Regions from separate parts of the Homo sapiens genome. Here region 2 is linked to region 1. Evidence: chromatin loops called from intact Hi-C (ENCODE). Cell type or tissue: heart right ventricle. All regions are shown on one strand. Each heading gives the region's core, and the rest is flanking DNA. Links, peaks and the distances in the headings are about the cores only. Region 1 overlaps GXYLT1 (glucoside xylosyltransferase 1). Region 2 has its middle 130 kb from the start of LINC02461.

Region 1 (2,819 bases), core at 74-2,573:
ATTTCAAAACTGCGAAGAGAATAGGTTTTAAATGTGCCCATTACAAAAAAAAGATAAATATGTAAGATGATAAACATGTTAATGAGCTTGATATAATCAGTCCACAATATATACAGACACCAAAACATCGCTTTATGCCCCATAAATACATAGAATTATTGTCAATTAAAAATAAATTTTTTAATTAAAAGTTTTTAAAAATGAAGTTCTTCCTATCTCAAACACTTCACCTCCTGTCCTTGAAACTAGCTAATTTCCAGATCATCATCTGGTCACTCCCTCCAAGTCTTCCCTGATGCTTTAAGATGACTCATCATAGCAACAACTTGTCACACTCTATTGTAATTTCAGGTTTACTAGTGTGAAACTCCCATCAGAACGTAAGCTCCAAAAGGATGGAGCCACAATTAACCTGACCCAAGAGTCCAGTGCTTACCACCTAGCACAGCGTGTGGCAAATATAATGAGTAGAATTAATATTTATTTTATTTGTTTTTTTGAGACAGGGTCTTGCTCTGGGCTGAAGAGCAGTGGCGTCATCACAGCTCACTGCAACCTCAACCTCCACGGCTCAAGCAATCCTCCCACCCAAGCCAGCGCATGCCACCATGCCTGGGTAATTTAAAAAAAAAATTTGTAGAGACAGGGTCTTGCTTTTGTTGCCCAGGCTGGTCTTGAACTCCCGGGCTCAAGCAATACTCCCGCCTCAGCCTCCCAAAATGCTGAGATTACAGGCGTGAGCCACCATACCCAACCTAGACTATTTAAATGAATCATAAAGACGCAGTAAATAGATACTCTTCTAAGGAATTTTACTCTTGGGAAGAGCATTTCAAACCTTTGCCCCACTCTCCTCTGCCACTGTATCAGGGAGATAGTCTGAGAGTCACTGCCTTATCGTATTCTTATCAATACCTGTTTCTTTCATTCTAGATTAGAGCAGGAAGGGACCTAAGAGGTCAGAGTACCCAATACCTTCATTATCCAGAGAAGTGAATAAAGCCGAACTAGTCAGTAACTTAAAAGGTCAATAAACATTAAAGGAAGAAGTAGCCAGGAGCTGCTCCTCCATCTGCTCCTCCATTAAATACTTATCTTTATCCTCCTATTCCCAGTATTCAATCTCTCTACTAATAACGAATATAATCCTTCTCCAGTTGTCCCCATCCACTATAGTACACAAGCTTTTAGATAAATGCCATATTTTATATATATAGATATATCTGTAAACGTCAGTAGAAGCCTATTTTTATCCTAGTTTATCACTTTATCAACTGTTACCAAAAGTTAGATCATAAATTCTCTTAAGAACAGTGGTTTGTCTTAATAACATCTAAGAAAATTTAAAGCATTTATACACAGTATGTACTAAAAAATAGCAATAACAACTACAAAATGGGAAAAATAGAAAACCCAATAAGAAAATAAATTATTTGTATAATATCATAAGAAACATTCTTACATCCTATTACAAAGGTTTTATTATCAACTATCTAACCTTATCTACACTGATCTACCAATTAAATATTAAGTGCCTACCTAAAAGCCGCTTCCCAAAAGCAGTTCATTCCACAAACATCAGAGGGCAGCATCCAATAGGGATTCCAGTAACACAGAGAGAAATCTTTACACCTAACAGAGTAAGACAGAAATAAGAGTCCTGTGTGAGTATTTTGGTTTGGAACTAACAAGGAATTTACTCAGTAACACGATAACTTACTGTTCTATTTTAAAGCAAATAAAATTATAAATCCAAATTGCTATGATAAAGATTTTGGAAAACTGATTTCTCCCTTACTTAGGGCACCATTATTTTAAATAGAACTTTAAAACCCTGAAGGTAGACTATACTATAGATTGGGAAACAGTGTTTCCGTCGGAGAGTCTCCTGATAAAATCCCCTCCTCAGATAACACAGACAAATATGTCTTCTAAAATTTTCTTCACAGGCTACACATATACCCCTAGAACAAAATCCCTTTGGGACAAACAAAATATTTGCTTATCCTCAAACATAATAAAAATGCCACCAATACTGGCAGAAAGGGAAAAGAAGATCTTTAAATGCTTTTAAATTAATCCTCAATCCAAACTACTTGTATGGTGTTTTAAACTGAAAAATAAAACATAACAGCCAAGATGTATATGAAAATGGTCAATATCACTAATCATCAGGGAAACGCACATTAAAACCACAATGAGAGAACATCTCACCCAGTTAAAATGGTTATTATCAAAAAGGCAAAAAACAAATCCTGGCAAAGGTATGAAGAGAAAAGGAAACACTCATACACTGCTGGTAGGAACATACATTACTACAGTCACTATAAAAAAAAACAGTATATAGAGATTCCTCAAAAAACTGAAAATAGAACTACCATATGATCCAGCAACCCCACTGCTGTGTGTATATATACATACATATACACACATGCATACACACATACACAGACAGGCACAGTGGCTCACATCTATAATCCCAGCACTTTGGGAGGCTGAGGTAGGTAGACTGCTTGAGGCTAGGAGTTCAAGATTAGCATGGTCAACATAACAAGACTCCGTCTCTAAAAATAAAAAATTAGCTGGACATGGTGGCATTTACCTTAAGTCCCAGCTACTCAGGAGGCTGTGGTGGGAGGATGGCATGAGCCCAGGAGTTTGATGTTGCAATAAGCTGTGACTGTGCTACTGCACCCCAGCCTGGCTGAACACAGCAAAAGAGACTCTGTCTCAAACAAAAACAAAAAAAATTTTTAACCACCCTCCCTGCCCCAAAAAAACCCGAAAATCATGCTGATATTCACAGCCTAGTATCATTA
Region 2 (2,819 bases), core at 132-2,631, 1.2 Mb after region 1:
GAGATTCTACTTTAAATCTGCTTGAGATCTCTTTTTTTCTTGACTCTGTGTGATTGGTGAACATTTGGAAGTGGAAGTAACTCAACGTTTATTGAGAGAGCTTACTAAGTGTTCACTCGTTCATTCCCTTTTTCCAACTGCCTATTTTTATAAGCCTGAATGAATAAATGAATCTTGCTTTCACTTCACTACCCAACAATAGGACGAGCTCCTTTTTGTTCTGAATCCTCATTTCCCATTGATAATGTGTCAGAGTAATAGCTGTTATTATGACAATTTAAGAGAATTGTGTAAGGATCAATAAACAACAAGATCAAATTCACAAATGTATCTACCTCTGCAGAGCATTCTGTCTTGATAAAAACTGAAATTGACTGGGGAGACAGTTCTGCTCTGCAACTGACTACCCAGTGGGCTTTGAGTTTTCCCATTATAAGACACAAAGCTTTAAGAGCATAAAAACATTAAAACATTAGAAAAAGCAAAAGTTAAAACTTGTTCTCCAGCTCTGAATACTTGTGAAGAAGATTATAATGAACAATCCCTTATCTTTCAGAAAAAAAAAGAAAAAAGTCTGATTTCTTTCTTTGCTTTGAAGCTTCTGATTATTTCTGGCTGTTTGCCTCACATTTTGATCTTTGGATAAAGATGCTGTCCCCAGGGCTCCTTTCCTTCTGAGGTCAACTAAGAAAATCTTTCTGAAGGCTTTTACTGGGATTTTATATTTAACACCTGGCTGCTGAAAAATTTCAGGAAATTCAGTTGCAAAGCTCTAGGATCCTCCGCAGGAAAATGTTTTAGATATGCAATGGAGTGGTGCTGGGGGCAAAAAATGGCAGCAGTGGCAAGGACTCAGGGCAGGCCCTGTCCCTTGGCTCCCTCCTGGCCTGTAGCAACACAGTGTTTGCAAGCTCAACCTCCCCTACACACAGACAGTTCAGTGGGCTGGTTCATGGGAGGTCACTAGGAGGTACTTTGGGACAGGAACAGACTTTTCGTTGGAACTGAGTTGAGACCATTCCCTTCTTTTCCGTTATAAATTTTGTCAATTTTGATTATATATTATAGGTCAGAGGACATCATTCTTTTCAAGTCAAAATTTAGCTTCTGTGAAATTTTGATTGTAAAAGAGTTTTTCTCCTTTTCTTTTCAAATAGTATTATTTTTAAATGGTTGTTTATTTTAGATTGAATTAAATCAAGCCTAGCAGAAAATGATTTTTATGTCTGCTCTTATTTTAATGTGGTTGCTCAAATACCTTTAAAGCAATTTATATAGTAATCTTCCAAAAGTTTCTTTTCCTGTTTGTTTTTACTTATAAAAAATAGTATGTGTGTGTCAATGTTTTATATTAATTTTACATTTTTTGCAATCCTTTGAAAAAATCATTTTCCTCCAATCAATCCTTTACAGCTGAAAAATGTATGCACAATTAGATATGAAATACATGACTGCCCTCTCTTGTCCACCTCAAAGTAAAACAGTTTTAGTAATCAAATATTTTCTTTCTGTAGTGGTAGGATATTAAATTAGCCATATTTAATAATATAAGCTAAATTATTTGTCTTCTCTTTTTGATAATATGATGTGTAAATACATGATATATTTCATTAAGAAGACAAGAACTTATTGGAAGAAAATAATTTTAAAGTGAGTACAATTTCCTTCATAGTCTTTGTAATACAACACTGTTACAAGCTTCAATTGTGGGGAGGGGCAGATCTCAGGGGGTACATTGAGTTCAAGTAAGCCTGGCTTTTAAAATAAGTTTCATTTTCCTTTTGAAAAGGTAACTGAAATGATTGCACTGGAAGGAAGTTCTATGTTCCCAGAGTTAAATCTGTCCACAGTAATATTCTGATTTTCATTGTTCTTGCACAAATTGAGAAAAAGCAACACAAACATGCCTGTTTGTTGGAGCCAGTAATTTCTCATATTGCTGCTCTATAATGGAGATGCACAAAAGAGCATACTATGGTATTATTAATTAATTTTCCATTTCTATAACACTAGCTATCTTCCTCCAGAGGTTATTGAATCAGACAAAATGTACATAAGTCTTTGTGCTTGATATGAAAGGCCAACTATGGGTGGAAATTTCAGGATAAAAAGATCTTAGATCAGAAGAAACTAAATGAACAGGGCTAACATTCATCCCATATTCATGAGGATAATGACGAATGCCCTGCCATGATTTTAGGAATCATATGCCACTTCAATTGCATTTCTTTGAGAGTTCCAAGTAAGAAAGCATTAGGCCCTGTGAAGATGCTTCCTAGAATCTCCAGTGAGGCAGTTTCCACCATAAATCCTTCACATCCTATGAAAAATGTTTCCTTAAAGCATGAAGGAAAGTTATATTTATTAGAAGGATTTTACAAAAGAGCAGCTACAGGTTTAAATCTAAGAATACACATGCCCCCTGTGCTCCCATCCCCCACCCCACCAGTGTTTCATATTCTTGTCAAATGTGCTGGTTGCCAAATGAGAAATCTTAGTGTTACTACCACTGCACATGTGGTGATGACTTGCACCAAGTCATAGAAGTACTACTAAGGATCCAGTCTGTCCACACAGGACAGAGAGAGTCCCTCAGTGGTTGGCTGTGGCTGTTTGCAGTCTAGAGCCACATGTTCAAAGATGGCCTAATGTTCTGAGATATGCTGTTAGTAATGTTATTTGAATGCTTTCAATATTATATTTCAATATTATATTTCACAGGTTAAGTGTTAACTAGATTATCTGTTACTAGAGGTGCCACTCATCTGCTATTGTGCTTTTATCAGGAAAATTCATAGAGTAGCTAGCATCCTCTTCAC

Evidence for each region. Hi-C counts contacts between places; a loop is a spot of excess contacts. Peaks named below come from ENCODE experiments on the same cell type or tissue, not always from the same donor. Only the 100,000 strongest peaks of a DNase experiment are listed, where the experiment ranks them.
Region 2: a loop joins it to region 1, with 4 times the contacts of the local background. A loop is called at or near these places in 6 of 110 quality-filtered maps.

Annotation. Positions count from the first base shown.
Region 1 is chr12:42,128,220-42,131,038 of GRCh38, forward strand. GXYLT1 (glucoside xylosyltransferase 1) reads right to left here. Exons shown (of 8, transcript NM_173601.2): 2 at 1,540-1,632. Among named protein-coding and RNA genes, the nearest start is that of GXYLT1, 15 kb to the right of the region's middle. In heart right ventricle, for the core only: CTCF peaks have their summits at 1,582 (motif pointing right) and 1,786; no DNase peak of the experiment used is centred there.
Region 2 is chr12:43,280,869-43,283,687 of GRCh38, forward strand. No RefSeq gene overlaps it. Among named protein-coding and RNA genes, the nearest start is that of LINC02461, 130 kb to the left of the region's middle. In heart right ventricle, for the core only: a CTCF peak has its summit at 1,470 (motif pointing left); no DNase peak of the experiment used is centred there.